Linked DNA regions of Homo sapiens: region 1 is linked to region 2. The links are chromatin loops, found by intact Hi-C in ENCODE. Cell type or tissue: heart right ventricle. All regions are shown on one strand. Links, peaks and the distances in the headings refer to the core of each region. The heading gives the core; the rest is flanking DNA. Region 1 has its middle 86 kb from the start of C10orf126. Region 2 has its middle 140 kb from the start of C10orf126.

The links. Peaks named below come from ENCODE experiments on the same cell type or tissue, not always from the same donor. Only the 100,000 strongest peaks of a DNase experiment are listed, where the experiment ranks them.
Region 1: a loop joins it to region 2, with 5 times the contacts of the local background. A loop is called at or near these places in 10 of 110 quality-filtered maps.

The regions. Positions count from the first base shown.
Region 1 is chr10:28,924,341-28,940,359 of GRCh38, reverse strand. No RefSeq gene overlaps it. Among named protein-coding and RNA genes, the nearest start is that of C10orf126, 86 kb to the right of the region's middle. RefSeq lists an enhancer at 14,448-15,146. In heart right ventricle, for the core only: no CTCF peak of the experiment used is centred there; no DNase peak of the experiment used is centred there.
Region 2 is chr10:28,976,883-28,992,901 of GRCh38, reverse strand. No RefSeq gene overlaps it. Among named protein-coding and RNA genes, the nearest start is that of C10orf126, 140 kb to the right of the region's middle. RefSeq lists a silencer at 808-1,102 and enhancers at 847-2,046, 6,561-7,760. In heart right ventricle, for the core only: no CTCF peak of the experiment used is centred there; a DNase peak (open chromatin) is centred at 8,281.

The DNA.
Region 1 (16,019 bases), core at 3,640-11,639, 53 kb after region 2:
AAACTTATCGTTAAATACGCTTTTGCACGGTTACTGAAACTGAAGCAACACCCAGTTCAAATCGTCTGCAGACCTTAAATTATATTTCCAAAAGCAACAGCTCTTTTCTATGAACAATGGCAATACTTGTTATGGGTTTAAATAGGAATTCTTCATTTGGAATTTTTGAATATGGGGACATTCTGGGAAATGTCCAGAAAAAAAAAAAATCCCGCCAAGGGTTCAGCAAACAGTTGCATAACCCTCTTTTTATCTCGGGTGTTGACCCAGTCATTCATTCCATGTTTGCTGTGGTGAGTTCAGCAAAGCTGGTTGCCAAGACAACCATAATCCGTGAACAGAGCCGGCTCCATTGGTGGTCGGTTACAACACGCTTTGTCCCGTCGGGTGTCCTGTAACCGAATGAATGGAGAGACAGAAAACAAGCACCTTCAGTAAACATGACCTAATGAGAGCGGCGTCCTCCAACTGCCTGGGAGGCACCGGAAGAAACCTACCAGGAGCCAGGACTCTCACACGGACAGAGGCATCACCTCCCAAAAGAAGTCCGTGTCATAAAGGGTCCCTTGGTTGTGGGGTTTAATGACATGAAACTATTCTATTCACCTCCAGGGCTAAGGAAGTATCTTTTGATTTATTGCACTGTTCTAAACACTATGTAATTAGATGAGCTTGGAACTCTGCAAGGGGGGCAGTTTGTAGTGCAGATCCGTTTCCCACTGAAGTGCATGGAGGCTGCAGGAGCGGAGGTGAAGGGGATGGAGGTGAGTAAGAGAGGGGAGTTCCCCTGCGGGGCCTTCAGACTCCAGCTGGGATAAGGCGTGGTTGTGCTGGGCAGGGACCCTGCGCCTGTGCCCCGTCCTGCAGGCCAGCAAGTCGCCCTTCCTAGGAGGCAGTCTTCAGTCTACACTCTGCAAACAGCGCCCCCTGGAACCGTGCAACATGAGGGTCCTGGCACTTTCGTGTACGAGTGTTTCTGAAAGGTCAGAGCTCCGTGGCAATTGCAATCTTACTTAAATTATTTCTGCTTCTCCTTTTCGATTAATATCGATCGAGTGTGTTGTAATGTTCTGGGACACTTGTGAATTCTACTGTCATTAACGTGTGAATCCAGGTTGATAGCAACAAAGAGTCATGTATGAAATGCCTAACCAAGAGGCTTAGATTTCCATAATCACTTAATACTTGATTCCTTTAGGATTTAGTTTGCCAAATATATCTTTCCAGAGATAGCAGCAAGTCATTAATCTCATAATGAAAGATACTAACAGGAAGAACCCTGTTCAATATAAATGTATCTTTAGTGGTACTTTATTCAGCTCTGCTTAACTAAAGCAGTATTATGGGCTGTGTACTCATTTGGAGTTTTGTGCTCCGAATCACCTGAGAAACTTTTATTAGACATACAGATGCCCAGACCACATCACAGATCTGGAGTGGTGCCCAGATACTGGTATTTATATTAAGTTCTTTTGCTATTTCAGACACAGAGCTAAATTTAAGAGTCACTAATTTGTTTGATAAATCAGAATAACTCTTGCCTTTCCAAATTCACTAGATGAATATGGAGATCTAAATTTTCTCCCACATTAGCTGTATTAACCTGGCCTGAGATAGGATTTCACTGTCCTGAAGGAAGAAGAGGCGCATAGGGCTTTTTCAACCAACATTCGTTTAATTGCTTGTTTCTTATGAAGGGCATAAGGCTGTGAACTGATCATTTTAATTGGTAAACCCAGCAAGTGCAACTCCCTCAGGCAAAATATTAGGACCTAATACAGATTCAATAGGTGTGAGAGAGACGGAAATAGGTGTATCTATTTGAGGTTCTGGACTAAGAAGGAATAATTGTAGCATTTATCAAGTATTTACTATGTGCCAGGCACTGTTTCGGTGTTTTCTGCATAATATACGCACGTAACCCTTACAGTAACTTAGCCCTCACCATGTTACCGGTGGAGGATGTCCAGGTTCTTGGCATTTTGAACAAAGAATTGGACAAAACTCACAAAGCAAGGAAAGAATGAAGCAACAAAAGCAGAGATTTATTGAAGACGAAAGTACACTCCACAGAGAGGGAGCAACTGGAGCATAGGGGCTCAAGAGCCCAGTTACAGAATCTTCTGGGCTCCGAATACCCACTGGAGCTTTCCCGTTTGCCACTTGGTGTTCATCTCATGCAAATGAAGCAGTATCCCGCAATCAGTCTGATTGCAGTCTGGTTGCAGAAAGCAACCAATCAGAGGCTAAAGTGAAGTTACAAAGTTGCACTCCTATGCAAACAAAGACTTATCCCGCAATCAGAGGTACTTTCAATTTTCCATCTGCCGCGCAGAAAAGAGGGGGTTTGCTAAGGGAGAAGCCTCTGGTCCTTCTGTTACTTAAGCTTGGAAAGTTGGGGTTTTCCTTTCAATTTAGTTCTAAGAGGTCAGCTTGAGCTGGCCTTAGGTTCCCTGCCTCCAGAGCCTATTCTCCTGCCTCAACAACAACCTATGGTAACTTTATCATCATGTCCATTTCCCAGATACAGAAATGGAGGCACTCAAAGGTTCAGCACTTTGCCTAAAGTCACACAGCTAGTAAACAGCAGAGCTGGGAATGGGAGGTGGGAGAATCGTTCTGGAATCCTCTGTCAGCCACTGCACTCTACTGAGGCAGGTAGCATTGTGTTTGTCCTGAAAAATCAGCCCTTTATGACTCTAGTAAGAACTTTTTCATTCAACCATCCTCAGTCTCCCATTTGTCATGAGTAGCTTATAAACTCATCATACAATCTTGCTACAGAAAAACCCACCAGAATTAGAATTAATTCTTTCCCAGAAATATAGAGAAGGAAAATCACTCTTCTTCTTCCACATAACTAGAGTCTTGGAGGACAATCTCAATGTGTATTTGTCAGCGAAAATGGGTGAGTGGATAGAGGTTGGAGAATAATTAGATTTCCCTGACCCTAATTCCTTATTCTACATCTAATATTGTGTCTGGCTAAGCCAGAGAAAGTCCCAGCCTCTAGGTTATATGGCAGCCTAAGTAAAAGCATGACCTCAAGGCTGACTCTAAAGAGCTATTGCAGGAGATCTTTGGCAGCTCCAATTCTATCCTTAACATATGCTGGCCACGTCTACTTTCATACTCACCTGTCAAAACTCATTTCCACCATCACCAAGGGGCCATACTAATTATTCTGTAGTCACTTTGGCATATTATAAGTTTTGTATTATTACTTCCAATAAGCATCTCACTGGCTACAGCTTAGAATATCTTTTTCATTGTTGGGATTTATAAAAGATAAACAGGATATAGAAATATATAGTATGGCTGGGTGCAGTGGCTCACGCCTGTAATCCCAGCACTTTGGGAGACCCAGGTGGGCAGATCACTTGAGGTCAGGAGTTCAAGACCAGCCTGGCCAACATGGCAAAATCCCATCTTTACTAAAAATACAAAGATTAGCCGGGCATGGTGGCGTGCACCTGTAATCCCAGCTACTCGGGTGGCTGAGGAGGAGAACCGATTGAATGAACCTAGGAGGCAGAGGTTGCAGTGAGCCAAGATCACACCACTGCACTCAAGCTTGGGCAACAGAGCGAGACTCCGTCTCAAAAATAAAACAAAGTACAGTATGCAAGTCCACAGCCTCAAGAATAGCCACTCTCAACTGAGTGGCTGTCAGTTACCGCCACAGTGTGCCCATGAGCACCCCTTCCTTGAAGTAGTTGAGAGTTGGCCACCACCAGTTCTCCCCTTGTCAAAAGTCACACCTCTGCTCTCAAAGGAGTCCCAAACAGGGATGTCTGGGTACCACTTTCTCTCCAATCTTGACATGCCAAAAGGATAAAGAATAAATAAACCGGCTTGCCACATTTGAGATGCTGCCAACCTCTGGCTTTACAGAAGTGGTCACTGAATGGTCTTTGGGACAAGTGGTGTGGGTCCCAATGGCCTCACACAAAGCCCCATCACTGATGGAGAGGAATGACAGATGTCCTTCTCCTCAGCCCCGGGCCATGCCACAGGGACACTCTGTGGCACTCCCCTGTCCACAGTGCTTTTGCTAGAGCACCATCATTGTTAATTTCAGAACAGGAGAAACCAGAAAACAGTCAAGCTCCTTACTTCTGAGCATGCATACCCGGGCCCAGCCCCACCCAGGCTCATACAGCACCTTGGCTAGAACCTGAGTCCCACCCTTACTGTGGCTGTATAAATTTACATGTGATTTTAATAAAAAATAGATGCACAAGCCCCACTCCTTGCCCAGGCTTGCTTTGTATGGCGCCCAGAACAATGCGTTCCCAGTGTGGATGTTGAATAAAGCACCATTTGATGATGATCTTCCTTCAAGGCTCAGAGCCCCCACTTTCCTCTTTAACAATAAAAGCCTTTGGCTGTTCAGCTTCCTTCTTACCCCAAAGCAGAGATCCCGGCTGAAGATCACATTCCAGAGCTTTCTGTGCCCACTGCCCCTTGGCCTCCCCTGCAAGGGTCCTCAGTGTAATTGCAGGCTCAGGTTTGACTTCCTTGGGAAATGTCTTTAAAATCAGAGAAATCTAAGCGGAGTTCGGAATCATTCTGAAAATTGTCGCCGACCCCAACCCCCAGCGTATCTTCATGCCCTGCATGGGGGAACCCATGGTACATTTGAAGGCCCCAGGCTGGGCTAGCCTGTGTTCACCGCAACGGCCTTGATCCAATCACTTGCTGAGGAAGAACTCCCGGGGAGATGAATGCCATTACAAATCTTACCCTCAACATGAAACGCCAGTGATTGTTTATTAAATTGCTCTTCAAAGAGAAAACACTGGCAGGCATGTATCATTAAAATGGAAGCAAAGGGAAACGCTGTAACCTTCAACACCGAGTTTTTCTCCATTAACCCCAGACCAATACAACTGAAATAGCCGGGAGGAACTTCTGGCCCTGAGCCCCATCAATTACCTTAATCTCAGCCCAGGGAGGGGTAATACAATCCATCCAATTTAAGTATTTCCAAACACTGCCATAAGAAAGAAAGAAAAGAAAAGACAAAGAAAAGCCCTCAACCCTAACTCCACTGTCTCAAGTCCAGTTCAGGACAAATTGCAATACACATGAGTAACATGAAAACATAAAAGACATACCCTCCAGTGAAAACCTTGCACAACTTTCCCAAGTAAGCAGAATTAATCACAGGGAACAATTACCATTTCCAGTCTGAATATTTATGACATAACAGAAAACCCCTTTAAAATACTCAGTGGCTCATAATTTTTTTTTCCACTCTTTAAATTTTTTTTTAAATTGTGGTAAAATACACGGAACATTAACGTTGCCATCTTAACCTTTTTTTCTCACACTGTCGCCCGGGCTGGAGTGCAATGGCGCGATCTCGGCTCACTGCAACCTCCGCCTCCCGGGTTCAAGCGATTCTCCTGCCTCAGCCTCCCAAGTAGCTGGGACTACAGGCATGCATCACCACACCCAGCTATTTTTTGTATTTCTTTTTTTTTTTTTTTTTTTTTTTATTGATCATTCTTGGGTGTTTCTCACAGAGGGGGATTTGGCAGGGTCATAGGACAATAGTGGAGGGAAGGTCAGCAGATAAACAAGTGAACAAAGGTCTCTGGTTTTCCTAGGCAGAGGATCCTGCGGCCTTCCACAGTGTTTGTGTCCCTGGGTACTTGAGATTAGCGATGGGCGGCCAGGCAGAGACGCCCCTCACTTCCCAGACGGGGTGGCGGCCGGGCAGAGGCTGCACTCTGGGCACTTTGGGAGGCCAAGGCAGGCGGCTGGGAGGTGGAGGTTGTAGCGAGCCGAGATCACGCCACTGCACTCCAGCCTGGGCACCATTGAGCACTGAGTGAACCAGACACCGTCTGCAATCCCGGCACCTCCGGAGGCCGAGGCTGAGTGGCTCATAATTTTTAAAAGAGCTACAGAAAAAGAAAAGGCACTCTAAATTTATGATGGAAAGTTGGGGGGAAGTCTTGATGCCCCGCCCACTCTATTTGGTATGTCCCACACATCATTTTTATTCCTCTCCCTTCCAGAATCCCAGTAATTTTTTTTTTTTTTTTGAGATGGAGTCTTGCTGTCGCCCAGGCAGGAGTGCAGTGGCATGATCTCAGCTCACTGCAACCTCCACCTCCTGGATTCAAGCAATTCCCCTGCCTTAGCCTCCTAAGTAGCCGGATTTACAGGCGGGTGCCACCATGCCCGGCTAATTTTTGTATTTTTAGTAGAGACGGGATTTCACCATGTTGGCCAGGCTGGTCTCAAACTCCTGACCTCAGGTGATCTGCCCGCCTCGGCCTCTCAAAGTGCTGGGATTACAGCCATGAGCCACTGCACCTGGCCCAGAATCCCTGTAACTTTCACTCCCACCTTTGCTGATAGGTCAGCTGAGTGGCAATGGGAAGATGGGATGTGCTGAAGGCACTAGTGTCCTCTGTTCCCAGCACTTCTCTTTTCCACTCCAGGTGTTTCCACCTTCCCCAACCTCCTCCCTCTCCAGCAGCCATAGAGTAGGCATTGGCACGCAGAAACGGAAATAACACAGGACCAAGAGTCATGGTCCCTGCTCTACCACACCTGTGTGTGATCCTATGCATGGCTCATAGTCTGCTGATCTGAAAAATGGAGGCCTTTAATTGGAGCACTTCTGGTTTCCTTCTGCTTCTATCAATATAAGAATTCTGCGATTCAAGTATTGCTTCAAGAGATGGATCCATCATTCGCTCATTCACTGAAAAAGCACAGATTGAGTAATGAGTATGTGTCAGGCACTGTTCTAGGTTCTAGAATGAAAGCAGTGAACAGAAGTGTCCCTCTGTCCCTCATGGAACTTACACTCAAGTGGAAAAAACTGGACAACAGCCAAGTACACAAGTAAAAATAGTATAATTTCAGATCACAAGTAAGAAGAAGGTATGTCCAGGGTGAGGCTATGGCTTTTTTAGGTAGCATAGTAGGGGGCCTGAATGAAGTACGGGAATGACCAATTTCTGGGCTATTACTCAAATATAGTAATGGGAGAACCTTCCAGTTATTTCAATATTTCAGAAAGTTCCATAGAAACTGTGTATTCAGCCTATATGTTAACTAAAATGATTCTTAGCTTTTGGCTAGAAATATTGCCATTTGAAATGGTATTACTGATCATCTCATTCCTCTAATCAGCCAAATTAGGGATCCTGAGAATCTTAATCTGATTGAAATATGGAAAAATCAATTATTATATTACTTATAAAGTTATTAGATGGTTGTGAGTAGCAAATATTTGAGACCATTGGCTGTAAGACTAGACACCTCTACCTCTAGAATGGACATTGCAAGCCTTCCTCTTATACAAAACAGAAATAACACCCTTGTTTTGAACATACCTAATTTTCAACCATGATTGTGTGGCCTGTGGATTAACCAGATTCCTTCTCTCTCCAAAGACTATTTTTCTGTAATTTACTATGATTCCACTTCAGACTGCAGGGAGAGAGAAAATACATCTAGTGAAATTTTACTCTTAAAAGCTGTTCTTTTGAAAGCAATGCTAAGAGAAGGAGCTGAAACTATTAGCTTAAAATTTAGGAGAAACATTGAATTTCAGTTACTCATTCTCTTCATATTTTCCAGTCTCTTCAGGTATCCAAGCATTCATACAATAATTTTAGTTAAGAAACACCTGGCCGGGCGTGGTGGCTCACGCCTGTAATCCCAGCACTTTGGGAGGCCAAGGCGGGCGGATCAGGGGTCAGGAGATCGAGACCATCCTGGCTAACACGGTGAAACCCTGTCTCTACTAAAAATACAAAAAAATTAGCCAGGCATGGTGGTGGGCACCTGTAGTCCCAGCTACTAGGAAGGCTGAGGTAGGAGAATGGCGTGAACCCGGGAGGCGGAGCTTGCAGTGAGCCGAGATCAGATCATGACACTGCACTCCAGCCTGGGGGACAGAGCGAGACTCCATCTCAAAAAAAAAAAAAAAAAAGAAAAGAAACATCTTGTGTCTCTGCTAGATGCCAGGAATACAAAATGAATAGAACACCACCTCTGTCCTTAAGGTGCTTATAGTATATAGTGGCTCAAAGCATATACTAAATTATATAGATGAAGTTTGTACTTGAAATATAGGTTATCTCTTACATTGTGTCAGTAAGAATTATGCTGTAGTAACAAACAATTCCTTTTTTTATTTTTTTATTGAGACACAGTCTCACTTTTTTGCCCAGGCTGGAGTGCAGTGGCACAATCTTGGCTCACTGCAACCTCCACTTCCCAGGTTCAAGCAATTCTCCTGCCTCAGCCTCCTGAGTAGCTGAGATTACAGGTGTGTGCCAGCATGCCTGGCTAATTTTTGTATTTTTGGTAGAGACAGGGTTTCCCCATGTTGGCGAGGCTGGTCTCGAACTTGTGACCTCAGGTGATCCACTTGCCTCAGCCTCCCGAAGTGTTGAGATTACAGGCGTGAGCCATCGTGCCCAGCCCCAAATTTTTGGTGGCTTAAAGCTACCAAAGTTGATTTTTCACTTGTACTACATGTCTATTGAGAGTTAGCAGGAGCCCAGAGGAGTTGGGGATGGGAGTGGAGTCTATTCTTCCTAAATATTTAGGTATTCATGTTGATAAAGCAGCCACCATCGTGCATATTACTGGTTGTCATGCCAAACAGAAAGGAAAGCTCTGGAGGATCTCAAGTCGGAAACTCAATCTTCTAGCACAGAAATGACACATGTTTTACATCATAACTCATTGGCCAGACTGATCTCAAGAACCCACCTACCCACAAAGCAATCAGGAAGTGGGATCCTACCATGTGCCCAGAAAAGGAAAGAACTGAAAATATTTCACGAACAGCAATCACGATTATGATAGATATAAGAGAGCCAAAAGACCTGGTCTCTGGCCTCCAAAAGCTTGCCTGCTAACAAAATTTGTTTCATCAAGAAAGAAACTAAAAGTCCTTAAAAGACAAGTTTAACAATGCCTCAGGGAAGTATAATTATTTCGTTGTTTACATCATCATGTTGAAACCTCCTGTTTAATTGGGAAGCATGCCCTCTACTTGCCCTCCACTTCTCTGTAGAGTGTTTCCAGATTAAGAAGAAGGAGGGGTAAGAAGAAGTGTAGATGTTCCTACCCCCTAGAAGCACGCAATCCAAAAAGTCATGAAAATCAGACCCTCAGATTCCATCAAGACTCTGCAAATAAGTATGTGTATTAGCTCAGTCTCCAGTCTCTCTCATTAATCCCATCCTAAGGAAGAGGAAAAGTGGCCATTGCTACCCTTTTCCCATTACCAACTGGGCAGCCTCCCAGGGCTCAAGAGCAGAGTTGAGAGTATCAAGAGAATGCTAACCTTTCAGAAGCCCCAGAGGAGAGCTGGCATTTACACTGAAGCAATTAGCCAGCAATTTTGGCATTTGTGATTGGCTCACAGAGCCAGCAACTCAGCCAGAATGCTTTTCTAATAAACATTAAGTCTGGTTCAACTTGAAAGTGTTCCCCAGAAAAGTCCACTGTACAACAGCAATCTCACATATGTAAATAATCGTTGGGCAAGTTTGTGACAGACTTTCAATTTTGATTAGATATTGTCCATTTAATTAGGATGCTCATCCCAAATCTATTGGACGGGATGGAAGAGAGGTTGTCATTCCAAGTTCTACTGTGGCCAGCAGCTGACGTGACTTCCCAGTCTAACCAGACTTAGAATTGCTAAATCTTTCTGCTTAGAATTTGATATGAAATACTAGAGGTCTTCAAACATTCATGGAAATGCATATTATGAAAAAAATTCATGAATTTCAAATTTTTTTGCACCAACATAAATTTGTACTAACTTATTATAACATGTCTGAGCAGGATCTAGTCTGAGGCATTCTGAAGGATAAGACGTCTGTTGGAAAAGAATCCCTGTCACAGCAACATGAATTCTGCTAAAGTAAAACAAGAACAAACACCAAATTTGTGGTGACACTTGGGTGAAAGAATGGTGAAATCATTAATGCTTTACAAAAAGTTAATGGGGACAATGCCCCAAAGAAAGCACTAGTTTACAAATGGCTCATTTATTTTAAGAAGGGGTGAGATGATGTAGAAGATGAAGCCCATAGCGGCAATCTACATCAATTTGCAAGGAATAAATTAATTTTGTTCATGCCCTAATTGAAAAGAACCAACAAATAAGAGCAGAAACAATAACTAACATCATCTCAATTAACTAACTAACTAACTAACAATCAACTAACTAACAATGACATCATTTCAATTGGTTCAGCTCACACAATTCTGACGGAAAAATTGAAGTGGAGCAAACTTTCCACCTGATGGGTGCCAAAACCATTGCGCCCAGATCAAGAGCACAGGAAATAGAAAGCACTGAGCTTTGGGAATTCTAAACAAGTGGCATCAAGATCCTGAAGCATTTCTTCAGGAGAAGAAACATGTAACTGGGGATGAAATATGGCTTTACTTGTATGATCCTGAAGACAAAGCACAATCAAAGCAATGGCTACCAAGAGGTAGGAAATGGTCCAGTCAAAACAAACATGGACCAGTCAAAAGCAAAGGTCATGGCACCAGTTTTTTGGGATGCTCAAGGTATTTTGTTTATTGACTTTCTGGAGGGCCAAAGAACAATAACATCTGCTTATTATAACAGGGTTTTGAGAAAGTTAATCAAAGCATTAGCAGAAAAACACCCAGGAAAGCTTCACCAGAGAGTCCTTCTGCACCACGACAATGCTCCTGCTCATTCTTCTCATCAAACAAGGGCAATTTTGTGAAAGTTTTTATGGGAAATCATTAGGCATCCACCTTACAGTGTTGATTTCAGTCCTTCTGATTTATTTTTGTTTCCCAATCTTAAAAAATCTCTAAAGAACACTCATTTTTCTTGGTTTATAATGTAAAAATGATTGTATTGACATGGTTAAATTCCCAGGACCCTCATTTCTTTAGGAATGGACTAAATGGCTGATATCATCACTTATACAAGTATCTGAAACTTGAAGAGCTTATGTAGAGAAATAAAGTTTATATTTTTAACATTTATCTTTTCATTCTATTTTCCATGAGCTTTTTAAGTCCCCTTGTAAGAGAAAAATTTGTTTTGAGGATTGAAAATATTTTGATTTCTAAGTGACACCAGGGTAAACTTTTCTACCTGTAATCCTCAAACCACTATAATTATGACTAATAAATATAATAGTAATTCTTATGATACCCAATGGAAAAAAAATATCTTTTATGACCTTGTCTACCTCTAGGCTAAAACACTCTATCTCCATGTTCTAGGTTTCTTCAAAGGCTGGTTCCCTAGCCACCTCCCCTCTCTCCTTCTACTTCCATACGCCAGCAAGTCATTTACCTGAAACTTCTCTCACCAATGACTTCTTAATTGCCCAATGCAACAGCTTCTTTTCCTACTTGACATTCTGCATCGTGGTATATCAGGAGAGTATCCTGTGGATAAATAAACAGGCTTCAGGAGCAGTAAGACCTTGAATCCAGGATCTACTCTTATGAGCACTGTGATATGAAGTCTTGGAAATCTAGGTTTCCTCATCAGGAAATGAAGATAATATGAGCTCCTATGTCATGGGTTTCTCATGATGATTAAATAGAATAATATGTGTAAACAGTCTGACAGTGCTTGGCACAAGGCCAGCTCTCAATGTTTGGTTATTGATTTTAGTATTGAGCTGGGTGTGGTTCATGCCTGTGATCCCAGCACTTTGGGAGGCCAAGGCAGGAAGATCACTTGAGGCCAGCCGGGACAACATAGAGAGACCTCATCTCTACAAAAAATTAAAACGTTAGCCAACCATGGTGGCACATGCCTATAGTCTCAGCTACTCAGGAGGCTAAGACAAGAGACTCACTTAAGCCCAGGAGTTCAAGGATACGGTGAGCCATGATTGCACCATGCACTCCAGCCTGAGTAACAGAGCAAGACCCTGTCTCTTAAAATATAAAAATCATAATTTTTTTAAAAAAGATATTAGTATTCGTGGTGGTGATCACTGTTTTCTTCTTCACACTGTCTTCTCCCCTTATTTGGTTTCTATGATACATAATTTCCTGGTATTCATTTAAAAAATTTGACGATATTCTCACTTAATGCACCAAACCTCCAAATCTCCCTCTCCTGTGTTCCCACATTAGTTCAGAGGCACACCATTTCTCACCTGGACTGTTACAACAGTCTTTGAGAAACATTCCCCATAATGGAATCTTTGCTCACTCCAGTCCATGCTCCACACGCATACATAATTCAGAAGCAAAAAACTCTTTAAAAACCTTCAAACATGGCCCTCTCCTGATCCAAACATTTTACAGCCTTCCTGGAAGTAAAGTGACCACAGTTCCCTTGGTAACCCTCTCCTTGGAAGAGCATCCCTGGAGACTCCCTTCAATTTGTTACCCTAAATGTTACCTAAGCCTCCTCCCTGGATTTCATCCTAATTTTCCTCTGTTTAGCAAAAATGTCTTCCCAACCCCCAGGCCATAAGCCAGTAGTGGTCTGTGGCCTTTTAGGAGCCAGGTCACACAGGAGGAGGTGAGCAGTCGGTGAGCTAGCATTACCGCCTGAGCTCCGCCTCCTGTCAGATCAGTGGTGGCATTAGATTCTCATAGGAGCACAAACCCTGCTGTGACCTATGCATGCGAGGGATCTAGGGTGCACGCTTCTTATGAGAATCTAACACCCGATGATGTGAGGTGGAACAGCTTCATCCCGAAACCATCCCCCCAACCCTACCCCTGTCCTGGGTCTGTGGAAAAATTGTATTCCACAAAACAGTTCTCTGGTGCCAAAAAGGTTGGGGACTGCTGGTCTACACCACTTGTGGCTTTGGTTGGTAAAACGCTTTTAATTTTGTTTAAGATAAAGTTATTTTATGAGTTAGGAAATTTTCAGCTACAAGTAACAGAAAAAAACCACCAGTTCAACTGGCTTGAACCAATAAGAGGTCATATTATGTTCTGTATCGAGAAGTCTGAAAATTGAGTGGCTTTTCAAGGTTTGTTAATCCAGTGGTTCAACCATGTCATCAGGGACCTGAGTTCTTTGCATGCTTCTATTCCGTCATCTTCAGAATGCCTGTTTGATCCTGATGGTTTCAAGAAATCACAACCTGACATGGCACTACCCAGTGGGCAGTATGCGGTCCCAACCAGCCATGAGTCAAGCATCTTTATCTCCATTTCATAAATAAAAAAAATACAGGCTCAGATAGGTTAAGTGACTTGCCCCAGGTCACACAGCTATTAGTGGTAGAAACAGGATTTGGACTTCTGTTTACCTGACTCCAAAGTCCATGCTCATAAACACTTGGTTCTACTCCTTCCAAGCATGACAGCAAATGACTTTGCCCTGGAAAAAGTAGGATTAAACGTAGTTTAAAAGTAGGATTCACCAGGCTAATATTTCATGCACACTTCATAAGACCTGGATTTCTATCATCAATCATCAGCTATAGTCACCATTCTCAAAAAATATTAATAGTGTGCTTACACTACACAAATGCGTGTAATGTCTTAATCTTTAATTTCTAATCAGAACACACATTCAGACAATGTTTTCATATAATGGTTGCAACTGGCTTCTATGTGTGTGATATGTGAGTATACATAGATGTATGTATATTCATATATACGTCTGCATATGCGTATATGTGTACGATTCCATTTCATTGATAAACTAACCAAGGGCCTAAAAAGTTAGGAACTCCGTCCAATTTATACGGCTAGTAAGACATTGAGGGGTTTTAGGAGACATCCCGATGACCTCCTGATACAATATTCTTTCCTGGAAGACGCTTAAGCTAACAAATTCCTTCCATTCAAAGTAGAGGGAATTGTAGCAGAATTTCAGTGAGCTTTTCTAAGTGACATGATGGCAATGTCCTATCAGATAAAGGGACTCAGTGCAGGGAGCACGTGTCATACCCAGCGGTGGTGCAGCAGGAGAACTAGCACATCAATCTCTCATGTCACATTTTCTCACAGACCTCTGTGAACCACAACCACCCTCTCCATTGCTTGCCTTTATTTTCTTTTTTTTCTTTTCTTTTTTTGAGATGCAGTCTTGCTCTGTCGCACAGGCTGGAGTGCAGTGGCGCAATCTCGGCTCACTGCAACCTCTGCCTCCCAGGTTCAAGCGATTCTCCTGCCTCAGCCTCCTGAGTAGCTGGGATTACAGATGCCCACCACCACGCCCCGCTTTTTCTTTCTTTTTTTTTTTTTGTATTTTTAGTAGAGATGGGGTTTCGCCATGCTGGCCAGGCTGGTCTCGAACTCTGACCTCAAATGATCCATCTGCCTCGGCCTCCCAAATTGCCGAGATTACAGGCGTGAGCCACCGCACCCGGCCTCTTTTTTTCTAATACGAGAAAAGGCATACAGATCTATTTAATATGTACACACAGAGAGAAACACCTTTCCTCCGGTCCATATTTCTATCTAGGTGAGTACCAGACACACTTGATAAGTAAGCAAGCAAATCCCTCCTTGATTAGTGGAAAACAGAGGAAATGTGGGTTATTTATTTGCCCTATTTACCTTCCAAGAGAATCACAAAACAAGTAAAGTTAGTGAATACTCCTCCCAAAACTCACACGCCAATTTTCATCCTGCCAGCCTGAACCACTTGCCCCAGGGCTTGTAAAGCAAAAGGAGGACTATAAATAATTCAGGTCTAATCCTCAGGGCAGGTGACAGGGTCCTCAGAGTGCTTCACATGTGTGTCCTGATACCTGACTCCCCGGGAACACAGCAACACCGGTCCCAGGTCATCGAGCCCTGCCGCTGAGCCTCTGCACCAAATTGGCTTTGAGAAACCACACAGCTCCCATGGCAGGCTTTTCCTCTCCTTCTGCGCCTCAGAAGCTCAGGATGATCTGTCCCAGACCACATTAAGCCAATCAGATCTGGAGCCTGAGCACTGGCCCGGCGTCTTCCTCGCTTGCGCCCAGTGGCCGCAGGCCGACCCCCTCGGCGGCCCTGATTTACGCATCTAAGTATCAGGACAGCCTTGCTATGCTGATTTTGGAGTCTGGCAGCATTTCCTGAAACGAAATGGTGGTTGGGCTAAGGCCTGGCAGCGACCTCCCGGTGACACGAGCTCATGAATACGCGGGTCTGTTGCTGCTTCTGCGGCGTAATTCTCCGTGCGGAAACCTTCGGTTAGGGGCCGCCGCCTCCCTCTGGTGCGCAGCCAGCCCCGCCGCCTTATTTCTCTTGGCCGAGCTGACATTACCGTATGTTAGCTTTGCTCTACAAGCTCCCGTGGTACAGAGGGGTGCTTCCACACATGGGGAGGATGCGGGGAGACGGAAGGAGGTGGGTGCATGTGGCTCTCCAGTGGCACCCCAGTGCTGCGCTCAGACCCGTGCCCTGAAGGATCCCTATTCCAGAGACAATCAGGGCGTTCCCCCGGAACCTCAGTAATACCTTTCTCTGAAGCACTGTGGGCAGGCATGTTTTAGCAGCAGGGGCCAGTAGCCTGTTCTTGCCAAAATCTCCTTTACCTCTTCCCCGTCTAGCTCTGGGTGGCCAAGGGAAATGGCTTGGCGGGCTGGAACTGCCTCAGGTTCAACTGAAGGGAGCCTGTGCTGCCTGGAATCCAGAAGGCAGCACAGTTTTCTTCGGGAGCCCTCAGGAGCCTCCTGAGAGCTGGAGCCAGGGAGCGTTCCCCTTTGTGATTACACTGACACCCTTCCCACCTCCCCTGCACGTGCTTCTGCTTTGATTCAGAACACCAGAACAAAATCAGATCCACCCCAAAAGAACACATGCCTTAAAAGCAGAGGAGAAAAAGGTTGTGGAGCCACAGTTGCTTCTGCTTCCCGACTCATCAAATTCTACAGCGCCTTTCAAATTACATAGAAAATAGGGCCGGGCGCAGTGGCTTAAGCCAAAAATCTCAGCACTTTGGGAGGCCGAGGCAAGCGGATCACTTGAGGTCAAGAGTTCGAGATCAGCCTGGGCAACATGATGAAACCCCGTCTCTACTGAAAATACAAAAATTAGCCGGGCGTGAT
Region 2 (16,019 bases), core at 3,370-11,369:
ACAAGAGCAAAACTCCATCTCAAAAAAAGAAAAAAAAAAAACAAACAACAACAACAACAACAAAAAACCTCACTAAACCCAAATGAATTCTATCCCCAACTCAACCCTCCCTAAGCCAGTTCCAAAGACAACTTTTCCTGCTTCCATGTCCCCCAATAACAGGAGAAATATGACAGTAAGTGTTAGTGCAGAAGACAAGTGTAATCTTAACTGATTCCTTCAAAATGGGTTACTCCTGTAAATTTTATAAAAATCTATGACCATAGGCCAGGGATGGTGGCTAAGACCTATAATTCCAGCAATTTGGGAGGCTGAGGAGGAAGGATCACTTGAGGCCAGGAGTTTGAGACCAGTCTTGGCAACATAGCAAAACCCAGTCTGTACAAAAAATACAAAAATTAGCCAGGTGTGGTGGTGTGTACCTGTTATCCCAGCTACTCCGGAGGCTGAAACGAGAGGATCGCTTGACCCCAGGAGTTTGAGGCTGCAGTGAGCTGTGATCGCTACCGCACTCCAGCCTGGGTGACAGACCAAGACCCTGTCTGAAAAAAATATGTGTGTGTGTGTGTGTGTGTGTGTGTGTGTGTGTGTGTGTGTGTTATATGCACATGTGATATGGCCTCAGAAGGGGACCATGCAAATGAGAAGGCCCTGAAGTTGTGGCCTTCTTAGCTTCAATATCAACATGCCTTAGGTTCCTTTCCTGCTCCTCCCCCATGCTCTTGTACATACTTTTGTTATGACACAGTCATTGTGTAATTATAATCACTTGTTTGTCTGTTTCCTCACAGAATTGTGACCCCATGAAGGCAGGAACCCTATTTGTTCTATTGGTATCTCCAGCATCTAGCAAGATGCCTTGTGCATAGTAGTTAACCAATAAAAAGTGGTTGAATAAATGAATGAAGCACATTCATACTGAAGGTAAAGGTGTGTGATCAGAGAATCTCTCTCCGCAATGGCCACCAGGAGGAGCTGTTGGATGGCTCTGGATGGTTGGTGGGTGGGGTGGGGAAGAAAGGGGTAGAGAGAGAGTATGCAATTGGTAATTCTTCAAAAGGATACTTGAAATCAGGTTTGTGTAGTTCTGGACACAAGAAAGGCAACATGGGCCTTGTACCATCAAGCAATGGAAGTTGGAAAAAAAAAGAAAAAACAATCATCTCTGCTTTGGGGAATCACTGAATTGGCAAACCACCCCCATTTCCAACTTTTCTATGACCTGAGCCTTTGATGACAGCTAACATCAAATTGGGAGTATTCTGGAAACACCACGCCCAGGTCTGCGCCTTATATTTATAGAGCTTTTAGCACAAAGGCATTTTCTTCAAAGCACTTTAAGAGCTGGGCACACCCTGTCACACACATGAGCTCCATGAAAGGAATTGCAGCTTCACAGCAGCCCTGAGGCCTGAGCTGGCGAACAGGAATGCTTTGGAATACACTCCCTGGCCACAGGCGAGCAGCCCAGTTTGAAACTAGTGGGAAGAATGACATCAGGTGGGACCAGCCAAATCCCTGCTGAGGGGCCCGACCTGTATTTCTGCAAGAAAACCTTCGTCTTGATGATCATTGACCATGTACTAGACCCATACTTTATCTCCTTTAATCCTAACATTACCCCTATTGTGCAAATGAAGAAACTCCGAGGCAAAGAGAGGCAAAATAACTGACTTCAGGACCATCACCAGTAAGAGCCAAAGCTCTTTAACCTTGGTTAAAGCTCATCCCTCTCTACAATCATGTGCCTTTTGCTGCCGTTCTAATACATGATCTAAATGTATCAGAGAGAGGCTGACTCTAAGATCAGATGAGCCCAACATGGTTCTGGGTTGACTGTATTGCTTGACTTTGAGACCACCGTGACGGCCTTGGCATCATTCAAAAGCAGGCCCAAGTCCAGGAGTGGTGGCTCACACCTGTAGTCCCAGCATTTTGGGAAGCCAAGGTGGGAGGGTGGCTTCAGTCCAGAAGTTCAAGACCAGCCTGGGCAACACAACCCTTTCTCTATAAAAAATACAAAAACTAGCTGGGCATTGTGGCACGTGCCTGTAGTCCCAGTTACTTGAGAGGCTAAGGTGGGAGGATCACCTGAACCTGGGGAGATCAAGGCTGCAGTGAGCCGTGATCATGCCACTGCACTCCAGCCTGCAAAAACAGTGAGACCCTATCTCAGAAAAAACAAACAATCAAACAAACAACAACAACAACAATAAAAAACAAAAGCAGGGCCAAAAGAAGGAGGCCATCAAAGCCCACATTTTAGTCCATCAGTCAAGCCTTCTGGGGTCCCCATGAATCCCTGTTCTGGTTGTGGAGGGGATGATGTGTGTCATGTGTTGTCACAGCCAACCACAGCAAGAAGGGCTACAATTCCTTGTTGTCATTTTCCCCAACTTCAGTCCCCTCACTGAGAAAAACCAAGGCAAATCACTTCCAAGAGGCCAGCCCAACAGGATAGCACTAATTCCCCTAGTTACAAATGTCTCACACCCAGAAAGCCTCTTGTGCACATTGGGATTCTGGAAAAATGTCAAAACACCACATACAGTCTCTTTACCTGGAAAACAAGAGTATCCAAGTCAGGGCATTCATGGTGCCACCAGAGCAGTCTCCAATACCATGTATAGTTCCCAACACAATTCAATTTACCATGGAAACCTCGGTCATTTTCCTCCAGTAATTCCTCCTCTTAGAAAGAGCACAGATTCAAGTTCCAGCTCTGCCTCCTACTAGCCGTCTGACCTGGCAAGTTTCTTAACTTTGTCATCTGTAAAGTTCAGATAATATTGCTTACCTCACAGATGGTTATGCAAATGAGTGAAACAAATGACAGAAAGGTTAGGTCCATCAGATGATAATGATATTTAAATCTGTTTTCACTACTCTTAGTAACATTATCTTGGGCCAGGTCTCTAGTCCTGCATCAGTGATTTGTCTTTTGTTTTTGTTGTTGCTTTTTGGAGACAGAGTCTTGCTCGGTTGCCCAGTCTGGAGTGCCGTGACATGCTCACTGCACACTGCAGCTTCAACCACCCAGGCTCAAGCGATCCTCCTACTTCAGCCTCTCAAGTAGCTGGGGCTGCGGGCATGCACCACCATGCCCAGCTAATTTTTGTAGACAGGGCTTCACCATGTTGCCCAGGCTGGTCACGAACTCCTGAGCTCAAGTGATCCACCCATGTCAGCCCTCCAAAGTGCTGGGATTACAGGCATGAGCCACCGTGCCCAGCCCCTGATATGCCTTTATTGAGCACCTAATGTGTATGGACTCTGTCTATGAACTTACAGTAAAGTCAGAGACATTGAGGAACAGGTTAGTGTGAGACTGTGTATATGAAATAAAAAGAATTGGAAAACAGGAAGACCAGATAAATAAAATAGAAGGAAAGTTCCACTAGAGAGGTGAGACTTTAGCTGGGCTTCCAGGTGTAGTATTTCAGTAGGATAAACTTACCAGACTAGGGAAGAAGGTGTATGTTGGGAATTGCGGGGAGGCTTCAGGCCTGGTGAGTTCTTCAGAAGATGGGGACTTTTGTTCATTCAGAGTGAAACGGCCAGTGAGCATTTATAAAGTGTTGACCACTACTGATTTGTAGTGTTTGGTGATTTCTGTGGTGTTCATACTTCCACCATAGCTGATTTCCACCAATAAAGCTGAAAACAGGCAGGCCATGGTGGCTCACACTGGTAATCCCAGTGCTTTGGGACGCCGAGGTGGGAGGACTGCTTGAGCCCGGGAGTTCAAGACCAGCCTGGGCAACATAGTGAGATCCCATTTCTACAAAATACAAAATAAAAAGTAATCAGGCATGGTGGCATGCACCTGTGGTGCTAGCTACCTGAAAGGCTGAGGCGGGAGGATCACTTGAACCCGGGAGTTTGAGGCTGTAGTGAGCCATGATTGTACCACTGCACTCTAACAGCCTGGAGACAGAGCAAGACCTTATCTCCAAATAAATAAATAGATCAATAAAAAGAATAAAAGCAGAGTTGGGGAGAGATGTGCAGCAGCCTGGCATCGTACAGTATTCCTACCATGTGAATACAATACAGATCAACGGCCTCCGTAAAATGGAGTAAAATCAGGAAGCGTTGACTTCTAAATATTTATTACCTTGGTTTTTAATATAATTTAATAATAAGTTTATATTGTTTAATTTTTAGTAATGGTTGCATTTAACAACTAACTTGCAGAATTCCTGGAAACTTCATATTCGGCTCAGGTGATTTAACAAGCTGGCTCTGGCACACCAGTGGGGCAGCTGCAAAAATCCAGGAAAGAGATGCTCATGGCATGCACCAGGATGTGAGTTGGGAGGTGATGAAAAAAGGAAGGATTTGGGATATGTGTGTGTGTGTGTGTGTGTGTGTGTGTGTGTGTGTGTGTTTTGTTTTTTGAGACAGAGTCTTGCTCTGTTGCCCAGGCTGGAGTGCAGTGGTGCAATCTCAGCTCACTGCAACCTCCGCCTCCCGGGTTCAAGCAATTCTCGTGCCTCAGCCTCCAGAGTAGCTGGCGTTACAGCTGCCCACCACCACGCCCGGCTAATTTTTGTATTTTTAGTAGAAATGGGATTTTGTTATGTTGGCCAGGCTGGTCTCAAACTCCTGACCTCAAGTGATCCGCCCACCTCGGCCTCCCAAATCACTGGGATTACAGGCATGAGCCACCGTGCCCGGCCAGATTTTGGATATGTTATGAAGATAGAGCAGGGAGGATTTGCTGGTAGCCTGCATTTGGGATGGGGAGGAGGAGAGAGCTCAAAGGTGACTCACGGGGTTTTATTTTGTCTCACTCCCTGTCTTGGCTCCCCACGTCTCGTGGCGAACGAGCTTCTCTTTTCCTTCATGTGTGTCAAATCCTCCTTCTTCCTAAAATTAGCTCCAGCTCTACACTACAGGAGGCTTTGTGTCGTTTTCCTTTATATAAGAAAGGTTTTGAAAAAATTCTTGCTTTCCACCAAGGCATGTTTCTAAAACTATTTTTTTATTTGTGTAAAACAACATCCTTATTTTATTTAAATACATATGGGAGAAGAAAGAGAGATGTGAGGGGAAAGAAAGTGAAGGGGAAAAGGAGAAGTAGGAAGAAGAAGGGGAAGAGGAGAAGGAAGGAGAAAGGAGGAGAAGGAGGAAAGGGAAGAGGATGACGAGGAAAAAAGGAAGAGGAGGAGGAAAGACATACTGGAAGGGAGGGAAAGCAGACATTCCCTGGTGGCCCAGGACAGCAGCCAGGATGTATAAGCTCCAAGCCAGGAATGGGCCCTTTCACACTGGGCTCTATATTCTCATACATAATTTAAATCCGTTACAACAACGACGTATTGGTATTTGAATAATAAAAATCTATGGCCGGGCATGGTGGCTCACGCCTGTAATCCCAGCACTTTGGGAGGCCGAGGCAGGCAGATCACCTGAGATCAGGAGTTTGAGACCAGCCTGGGCAACATGGGGAAACCCCATCTCTTACTAAAAATATAAAAAATTAGCCAGGTGTGGGGGCAGGTGCCTGTAGTCCCAGCTACTTGGGAGACTGAGGCATGAGAATTGCTTGAACCCGGGAGGCGGAGGTTGTGGTGAGCCGAGATCATGCCACTGCACTCCAGTCTGAGCGACAGAGCAAGACTCTGTCTGAAATTTAAAAAACAAAAACCAAAAAACTAAAGAAACAGTGGGAGTCAAAAATAAAATATATTGTCACTAAATTCAGCTTTAAAGGAGGGAGAGATAAAGTCTTCTGAGGAGGAGGAGGGCCTGGCAGTGAAAGATGGGTCAGCAATGGTCCCTGAGCAGGCAGCATGGTGTCAGGTGTCAGGCATGGGACAGGAAGTTGGAAGACCCAAGTTCTACTCCAAAAGTCTCCCAGGCCGGAGAAACCTGGATCAACCCTTTAACAGTCTCTGCTTTGGGTGAGGAAATGCTCCTACGTAAAGTGGGAATAAAAATGCCACTTCCAGCAGGGCATGGTGTTGTGTACCTATAGTCCCAGCACTTTGGGAGGCTGATGCGGGAGGATCACTTGAGCTCAGGAGTTTGAAACCAGCCTGGGCAACAGAGCAAGACCATGTCTTAAAAAAAAAAAAAAAAAAAACCACTTTCATGCCTCAGATCATTGTATTGTGATGAGGATCACACGAGAGGACAAAAATAAAAATTGTGGAAGTCTTTTGAGAAGGATTTTGCACTTTACGCACATGAGCTTTTATGATAAATTGCTCGGGAGGTTGCCAAGAATTCATACAAAGAAACATGAACATCTTTCTAAGAAACTGGAAAATCCCAATGATAGTTCTTCATGTAATAGGGGTAGGACTGTTCCTCAGACTGGATGGAACCACCTAGACACGTCAGTGGCCTTCGGATAAGTCTTGAATCAATGTGATCTTTAGTCATTCTGACTCAGCGGACTTGACTTGGTACTTGACACACATGATGGAAAATAATTAGAGGGGACTTACCCATGGTCTAATGGGGAAAAGGAAGCTAAAATGATAATTTGAAGCTGGAAAACATTGATTGGCTTCCTCTCCCTTTCCAAAGCCTCCTCCCCAGAGCTCACTTCTTGGAGGACTGGATGGCAGGTGGAGATGGTGAACGGGGTCCTGGCCTACCTGGCAGAGCACTTAAATGGTCAGGGAGCATCAGCCCCCTTTGCTGGAGTCAGTCGAGTGTCCTTCAGCTCTGAGCGCTGCTGTGGGTTTTGAGCAGCCACGTGGCTCTCAGACGAGACATCTATTGACAACCTCAAAGGGCTCCTGCACTGATCAATAACAGCATGCCTCCCCTGCCTTCAGCTAAAAGCTAAAGAGACGGGCTGGTGCATATATGATCACTAGAATTTAATTATATATCACATTGATTTTTAATTAGAACTGTAGTGAGGACCTCCTCTATTAAAAAAAAATTCCAACTGGCAAATGGGTTTTACTCAATTTATCAAATAACTTGAAATGCACTGCTCCTTCTCACTTTTAAGCCTCTTGATGAGAAGGAAACCTGCTACGCAACCCCTGTCACGAGGGTGAAGACCTTGAAACCTGCTAGCATGTCTCGAACATTTTTATTCAAGTTCTGTGTTTTGGCATGTAAGCCAGACACCCAGAGGAGCAATGACAAGAGGCTTCCGTGTTATTTATAACTAAGTCCAATTAACACTGGAAAAGGTCCCATTGGCTCTGATCCTGTCTAATCTCTTTGAGAAGTAGGTCCAGTGACACAGCCTGGCTCTACAATCAGATCTAGCACCACACAGCTTGCCTCATCTGACCCCTGTTTTCCTGCAGAGCTAGGATGCCTCAAAGCTCTCCATGCACTTTCGCTTGGTTTTTCAAGGCTGCAAGGCAAGAGCTTTGCAAGCTGGAGGTAGACTACAGATCCAGAGCCACAACTTCATCCTTAGTAAAGGCCCTATCGGTGCTCACATTTGCAGAGAGTGCCTGAGAAACATGGGCGTTGTCCTCCAGAATCACCAGGTTTCTCTTCAAAGTTGCTCTGGGACCTAATGGAGTCACACAAGCTGGCTAGTTGCTCACTGTGCAAGGAAGAAGAGGCTCAGATGTCAGCACCAGTCAATACTGCTGACCAAGGCACATCCAGTCACACAGCGTAGCCAGGATTCCCTCCAGTGAGGAGCCTAATGGATGTGATCTATAGTCACAATAATATTAGTGTTACCTACATCCCAGGCACTGCACAAAACTCTTTGCACAGTTTGTCTTCTTTATCCGTAGTTCAGAACTGTGAGATGGATCTTCATTTTGCAAATAAGAAAACTATGACTTAGGCCGGGCGCAGTGGCTCACGCCTGTAATCCCAGCACTTTAGGAGGCCAAGGCAGGTGGATCACCTGAGGTTGAGAGTTTCAGACCAGCCTGACCAACACGGTGAAACTCTGTCTCTACTAAAAATACAAAATTAGCAGGGCGTGGTGGCGCATGCCTGTAATCCCAGCTACTCAGAAGGCTGAGGCAGGAGAATTGCTTGAACCCGGGAGGCAGAGGTTGCGGTGAGCCGAGATGGCGCCATTGCACTCCAGCCTGGGTGGCAAGAGAGAAACTCCATCTCAAAGAAAAGAAAAGAAAAAAAAGAAAAGAAAAGAAAACCATGACTTAGAGGGTGTGAGCAGTCTGCCCAAGCTCACACAGGTGGCAGCGCTAGGACTCAAGCTGCAAGGCTCTTGCTCTTATCCCCTCTTCTGTACCACCTCCTGCATCAATGGGTGTGTTCTGCCAGGCACGGCCCGCCACCTCCTCACACCTGCCAAGAACAGCCACGGGAACATGGCCAGCAGTGGTGAGAACAGAGCAGCCATTTCCTCACTTCCTCTCTGCTCACCCATCCCCCGAGCCCAGTCCGGTTCACTGCCCCACTTTCCTCATGGTGACTCATACTATACTGACATGAGAAAAATTGCCCTGCCTCCAAGCATTTTCTTGAGCTAGCTCTCTGCCCAAAATTTCCTTCTCTCTCCTCTCCACTAATTCATTCAACTCAGCCCATATTTATTGAGCTTCTACTGCATGCCAGGCGCCATGCTACATGCTGGGAATCTCGGACTAAAACATGATAAGCCATTGTCCTCACCCTAGCCAGGTAAACAGACTACTAGAAACAACGAGAGAAGCCTTATGACGACATAAGCAAAGGTAGATACTAAATAATATGGGAGAGATGGGCATGGATGGTTTCCTAAAAGACACCCATCCTTCTGAGCCCAGCCCAAATCCCATCTCTTGCTGTTATCATCTGTTTTTCTTCACTTCTCGTTCACCTCTCCTGGCCTTCCCCATGCTATGTTGCATCTCCTTTCGCATCCATCTGTCTTACTTAGCATCACAGGCAGACTAGTTCCAGACAAAAGAAACATTTCATAATTCTAAATCCTTCCAAGTACACAGAGTATTGCTTCATATGCAGGAGACTGAAAGAAGACTTTAAGTATAATTAACACACCCTCTCCAGACCAAATCTTAGTCTCGGAAATCCCAGTACAGATCATCACATACTGTAATCCCTCCATTCTGGCCTGGACAACTACTAACCTGTGTCCATCATTCTTTGGAATGAGCTCCTCTGCAGAGAAACCATGAACACATCCACTTCCCTGGAATCTGAGTACCAGAGAAACAACAGGTGTTACGGAGGCCAAATCCTGGCTTCCCAAGAGGGCCACGTGCTAATCCCTGGAATCTGTGAATGCATCTTAAAAGGCAAAGTCTGTAGATGTGATAAAGTCGACATCATAAAACGGAGAGATTATTCCAGATTATCTGGGTGGGCCCTACATGCAATAAAAAGTGTTCTAAGGGCTGGGTGCAGTGGCTCACGCCTGTAATCCCAGCACTTTGGAAGGCCGAGGCAGGCAGATCACCTGAGGTCAGGAGTTCGAGACCAGCCTGACCAACATGGGGAAACCCCATCTCTACTAAAAATACAAAATTAGCCAGGCTTGGTAGTGCATGCCTATAGTCCCAGCTACTTCAGAGGCTGAATCAGGAGAATCGCTTGAACCCGGGAGGCAGAGGTTGCAGTGAGCCAGGATCCCATCATTGCACTCCAGCATGGGCAACAAGAGCAAAACTCCTCCCCCCCCCCCCAAAAAAAAAGTGTTCTAAGAAGGAGGCAGAGGGAGATTTCCGACAGAAGAGGACAAGGAGGTGCGACCATGGAGACAGAGATTGGAGTAATGCGTTCACATGCCAAGGAATTCCAGCAGCCTTGCCAACTTTGATTTTGGCCAACAAGGACAGATTTTGGACTTCTGACCTCCTAAGCTACAAGAGAATAAACTTGGGTTGTTCTAAGCCACCAGGTGTGTGGTGGTGTGTTACAGCGGTCGTAGAAAACAATGCAATTGCTTTCAAGTGTCGTGAAAGACAGCAGCAGGTACATGAGCTCATGCTGGAAGATCCCAGGTGGCTTCCCCTCCTGCACTCGGGGAAGAAGGGAGCCTCTTCTTAGACTGGAGATTTGCCCTTCATGTGCTCCAAGGGACAGATTGTGGCTTTTTTTATGGGAAATGGCAAGGCTTTGGGTTGTGGGTCACTCTTTTCTTTCCTCCTCCTCCTCCTTCTTCTTCTTCTTTGTGAAATGGGGTCTTGTTAAGTTGCCCAGCCTGGTCTTGAACTCCTGGGTTCCCATGATCCTCTCATCTCAGCCTTCCAAGTAGGTGGGACTACAGGTGTGCACTACCATGCCCAATTTCTTCCTTACCTTCTTCCCCATATTTCCAGAAGTCTTTGATATAACAGAGTTTCTGAATTTTTTCACTGTATTTAAAGATAGTTCACCTAGTCAGAAAAAAATAAGCGTAAATCCTCTACCCAGAACTAAAGGAAATCAAAGCTCACTGAATGGAACCAAGCAAGAAAATGTGTTGAAAAACATGACCCACAACTTTTTCAATGTATACTTTGTGCTTCATCTCTTCATGCCCCTTTCTCCTGTCATGGATGTTGTCTGAGAAGGAGCTCTACAGTTTAGTGCTAAGACTTATTTGTGTACGGTCCAGTTGCTATAGGCTAATGCAGTAGAAGGAGTTGGAAAGAAGACAATATTGATGAAAATTCAGCAGGGTCTACGCAATTCTGTGCAAGTAGGATTTAAGGATTTTTACACCCTTAAAACAAAGGTAGTCTTAGTGCAATTTCTCCTGAAGTGGGTTCCTTCATTCCTTAGCCAGAGGTGATCTGATGCTCACTCTCGTGTTGTTGAAGAAACACTTAAAACATATGAGCCAAAAAATGCAATAGAATATATTCCTCCTATCGGGAGCATGGGAACTCTGTAATGGAGTGCTCTGCCAAGATCTTAATGAGACAAAAAAACCCTTAAGTGTTATAAAAATAAGAAATAAGAGGGCAGTGAATTTAGTTAATCCCATTGATTTCCTAATTCTTTGCCCTTATTCCCAAAGTATACATTTAGAAATGAGATGTAATTCTGGGAGTGATTTTCAACAGCCTCATAAAGGTGGGTAACTTGCACATTCTCTCTCCAGGTCTACCACCTACCACTGTAAAATATGGACAGAAGTGCATGTGGCTCTAGGGGAAACTTCCCAGGCACATATTTAATAAATGCAGTATTATGCTGTTGCGGGGGTGAGGGGTGGATAGAGCAACTGGAATGGGAGGTGTGGGGTAAAACTCTAAAGCTTCCATGCTTGGTTCCTTATCGCTGTCCTAGGCAATGAGTTAGCCAAGGGGAACTAGATGTGGTATCCTTAGTTATTCGATGGCATGGCAGCATAAAGCCACCATCAGTTTGCACCAACCCAATGTTTTTGAAAATATTAAAAATGCACACTTAGAATGTTCAAATCTGGTGTTATAGTAAAGTGGAGAGCGATTCCATTCAGATGAAAGTTACCCTAAAATTCATTGCAGGAGCTTCTGATGTGCACTATGTTATCAAGGCAGCAGGAGACGACACCAGTGTTCTTTTGTAACCCTCTTGCCTACAAGAAATATTAACTTTGTGTGTGTCTACTTTTCATGTTAAGCACCTTTCAATTTAGTCCATTTTCAGATACTACAAATAGCATTGTCATTGTCATCTTTGTGCATAGGAGCTGCTCTCCTGACTTTTCCTCTGCTTGTAGAGTATTTGAAACCAGATTTCAATGTCTAGCCCTTTCTCTGACTTCTGGTATCCCTCTTAGAAGTCATTTCTTTTCGGAGTACTTCTACTTTCTTATATGAGTTTAAAGGAACTGAAACTTCTTGCTCCCCTGGTCAAAGAAATTGCACAGATATCTAGAGTTATATACAGAAAACACCTAAATCGTCTCAAAAGATTAAGTACATCTCAAGGCATTTTTCCTTTTTCACTCAAGGTTCATAAATGTGAAGCTGGTTTTCATTTTACCAACTTTCGTCTACAATTAAGATGAAAAAAGGAAAATATCAACATCCCATAGGAAATGCTGAATTCCTGGATGTTGATCCTAAATATTCCCAGACAAGAATCTAGAAGAAAAGCAGTATATGAGTAGATCTTCACAGTCGAAACTCAGGCGATCTGGAGAGGTCCAGATAAAAACAGGCAGTATCAAGTCAATATCAAAAAAGCTGCAAAATCTTGAAGATTTCACAGTGACTAATGATTTAGGCAATTGTCAATATCAGCGGAATCTATTTGTCTCTAGAATAGGCCTAATTTTCATTCTTTTAAAAGAACTACTCTACTCCTCATTTATTCTCCACATTGATATACAGTAAACAAAATTTAGATATTACCCACATTGATGTTAGCCCTCTGTTTGTGGGTTTTCTCCTTGTTTTCAAATGTCTAAGCAGGTCTCTACCCTCTGATCCCAACAAACATCTTTTTGTTGGGAGATATCAAGAGAGTTTTACCTGCAACCAGGTAATGACTACTGGGAGGCTGTGGGTGGGAGATGAGTTATGAGCCCTCCTATGACATCTCCTGGGACACATATGATTGGTGGTGGGAGAAGCCAATCAATTACAACTCCAATCCATCATTTGAAGCCAGTTTAATACACAGGTACCTCATTTGTAACAATGCTGAACAATATATATTTTCAATTTTGAAAGAGCTTGTTCTCCCAGGAACATTGAACGCATTGCATGTGCTTTTTCTTGCTTGTTTGTTTGCCATTTTTTGCAATTCGTCTTTTAAAAAGGTGCATGTAGATCTTATTGTGATTTCCTTCCATACCAGACATGCATCACAAATTACTAATTTCATTAGTTTTCCAAAAATGAGGACAAATCCTTCATTGTATAGTAAGTACTAAAATCTTTAGGTCTATAAAGGGAATCTGGCCAAATTTCTTCCCCCAAGAACAGCTACTTTAAACCACAAGCTTCAGCTAAGAAACTTCCTGGCATCATTAGCACATTAATTAATAACCAAGAAGACATAAGAAGATTTATATATGATGTTTGCTCTTAAGTGTAATGTAATTCCCTGACTTCATAACCAAGATTTTTTCAAACCTGCGTATTGAAAGCAACAAAGAAAATACTATTCCTTTCTCCATTTACAAAGGAAAGCCTAGTTTTTCCTTTGTTTAACTATTAATGTTACTGACTGTAACCATGGCAACAATATAAAAAATAATTGAGATAATAATAAAAGGATGTTTTGTAAACTTTATTTTAATGAAGGACCATGAATTTCACAATAATACAGCTTATATGTTTATAAATGTGATCAGCCCTCAAATACAAACAAAACCCACCATTACAATCACTATCAGTGGGGGAATTTTAAATGACTGGAATGTTTTGCTAGATCTTACTTTGATTTCAAAGAAGCAAATCAGAAGGAAACAGTTTACTTTTGAGATTTTAAAGAAACCATATAAAATATGTCCACTTAATACACATTCATTTCATCTCTACTTCCCATATCTAGAGATCTATGGAGCAAGAAAGGACCTTTCAGGCCTTGTCAGTGCTTGAGTCATAAAAATAGATTCAGAAATGTTTATTTCTACTGACTTTTCCACTCTGGACTTTGGTGGGATTATTATGGTTCATGTAATTGTATTATTTTCAAAAAATTGTTAAACGTGATTGGCCTTTTGTAAGACTTTTTAATTAAATAAATTGACAATTTATGAAACATTCCCTTGTCAGAATACGAAAATTGGTTAATATGGTTATCACGGCAACAACAGGTGAGATAATTCAGGACAGGATAGCATTTACTCTAAGTCAAAAAGTAATCAAGGTTGTGGCCGGGCACAGTGGCTCATGCCTGTAATCCCAGCACTTTGGGAGGCCCAGGCGGGCAGATCACTTGAGTTCAGGAGTTTGAGACTAGCCTGGCCAACATGGTGAAACCCTGTCTCTACTAAAAATACTAAAATTAGCCGGCCATGGTGGTACACACCTGTGATCCCAGCTACTCGAGAGGCTGAGGCAGGAGAATCGCTTGCATCTGGGAGGCAGAGGTTGCAGTGAGCTAAGATAGCGCCACTATACTCCAGCCTGGGCAACAGAATGAGATTTCATCTCAAAAAAAAAGCAATCAAGATTGTGAGTTCAGCACGCACTAAAATTTCTCTGTCTGCTTCTACTGTATATAAATGCTTTCTATGCCAAATACGTAGACATTTTAGAAAATTATTAAATTGTCCCAAAGAAGAAAAAAAGTTGTACATTGTATTCAAAAGCAAGAAATAACCACCGCTATGGAGGAAGAATACAAATGCATTAACTCATGAACTAAACACAGCTAAAGTAGAAATGAGTGAATTAAAATGTGGAACAGAGGAAATACCCAGAACATAGCATAGAGAGATAAAAACATGAAAATTGTTTTTAAAATTAGTTAAAACACATGGAAAACAGGAGAATTTGATGAACAGACTTTCAGTAGGAGAGTATAGAAAGAATAAGGAGAGAAAACATTCAAATTTTTTGGGAAATTTCTAGGAAAAATGAAAGCTATAAATCAGAATGAAAATATCCACCAGGATTAATGAAGTTAAAATCTCCGTACATACCATGTTAAACTGCAAAATTTGCAGAATTTAAAACTGAAAATACTGTAAGTGATCAGAGAAAAAATTAGATTGCCCACAAAAGAAATATCACTAATAGACTTTTCATGAACAATAAAACAAAACCAAACCAAAAAAATGCCAGAAGAAAGCTAAGTACTATCTTAAAAACAGTTGAGGCAAAATAGCTATTAACTTGGAGTTCTGTTCCCGGACCATCTTTTAAGAATGAGAGCAAAATGGAAACATTTTCAGAGACATCAGGACCTAGGAAATATACTCTCTCAGATGTTTGCTGGAAGGACAGCTAAAGAATATACCTCCACAAGAAGACTGAATCCACAATAAAGAAATGTTTCTTTTTAAACATTTTTTTATTTAACTTTTATTTTAAGTTCAGGCGTACATGTGCAGGTCTGTTATATAGGTAAGCTTGTGTCACGGGGGTTTGTCGTACAGATTATTTCATCACCCAGGTATTAAGCCTTGTACTCATTAGTTATTATTTTTCCCCATCCTCTCCCTCCTACACTTCACCCTCTGAAAAAACCCCAGTGTGTGTTGTTTCCCTCTTTGTGTCCATGTGTTCTCATCATTTTGCTTGCATTTGTAAGTGAGAACATGCAGTATTTAGTTTTCTATTCCTCTGTTAGTTTGCTAAGGATAATGCCTCCAGCTCCACCCATGTTCCTGCAAAGGGCATAATCTTGTCATTTTTCCTGGCTGCGTAGTATTCCATGTTGTATATGTACAACATTTTCTTTATCCAGTCTACCACTGATGGGCATTTAGGTCGATTCCATGTCTTTGCTGTTGTAAATAGTGCTGCAATGAACATATGTGTGCATGTGTCTTTATGATAGAACAATTTCTACTCCTTTTGGTATATACCCAGTAATGGGATTGCTGGGTCGAGTGGTGTTTCTGTTTTAGGTCCTTGAGGAACAGAGGGCATAAGTTTCAAGGATCAAGACACAAATGCGGCAGAAACAGGATTCTAGTATTTCTTCCAACAGAGTTGTGAGTCGGGAAGTATTCCAAGATAACCCCAAATGTCCTTGCAATCCTATCATAATTAATAAATCCTAAAGCAGTAACAGAAAGAGGAAGACAAAAAAGAAAAGAAGAAAAGAAAGAGAAAAAATGTTGTGATTAAAATAAGCTTGAACTGAGACGTAGGTGTTAACATGGTGTTCAGATAAGGAGAGTGTTTGAAAATAGCACAGAATGTAACTATATTGCCATGTTACAGAGAATATAGACATTGGTGAATTTTAAGTTTTGAAAAAATATATAAGTATACACATTAAAACTTTATTAACACTAATAGACTAGAAATGCAATAAATAAATTTCATATCAGTAGAAAGAAATAAAAGAAATGAACGGACCGCATAGCTATACACCATCCTATGATGATAGTGGCCCTTGGGGTGCGGACTGGGAACACTAGGGTTGGAGGCTAAAGAGGATTTTAGTTTTAACTCTAATGCTTTATTGCCTTAAAAAAATACTTCAAGCACATATGACAAAATTTGAAA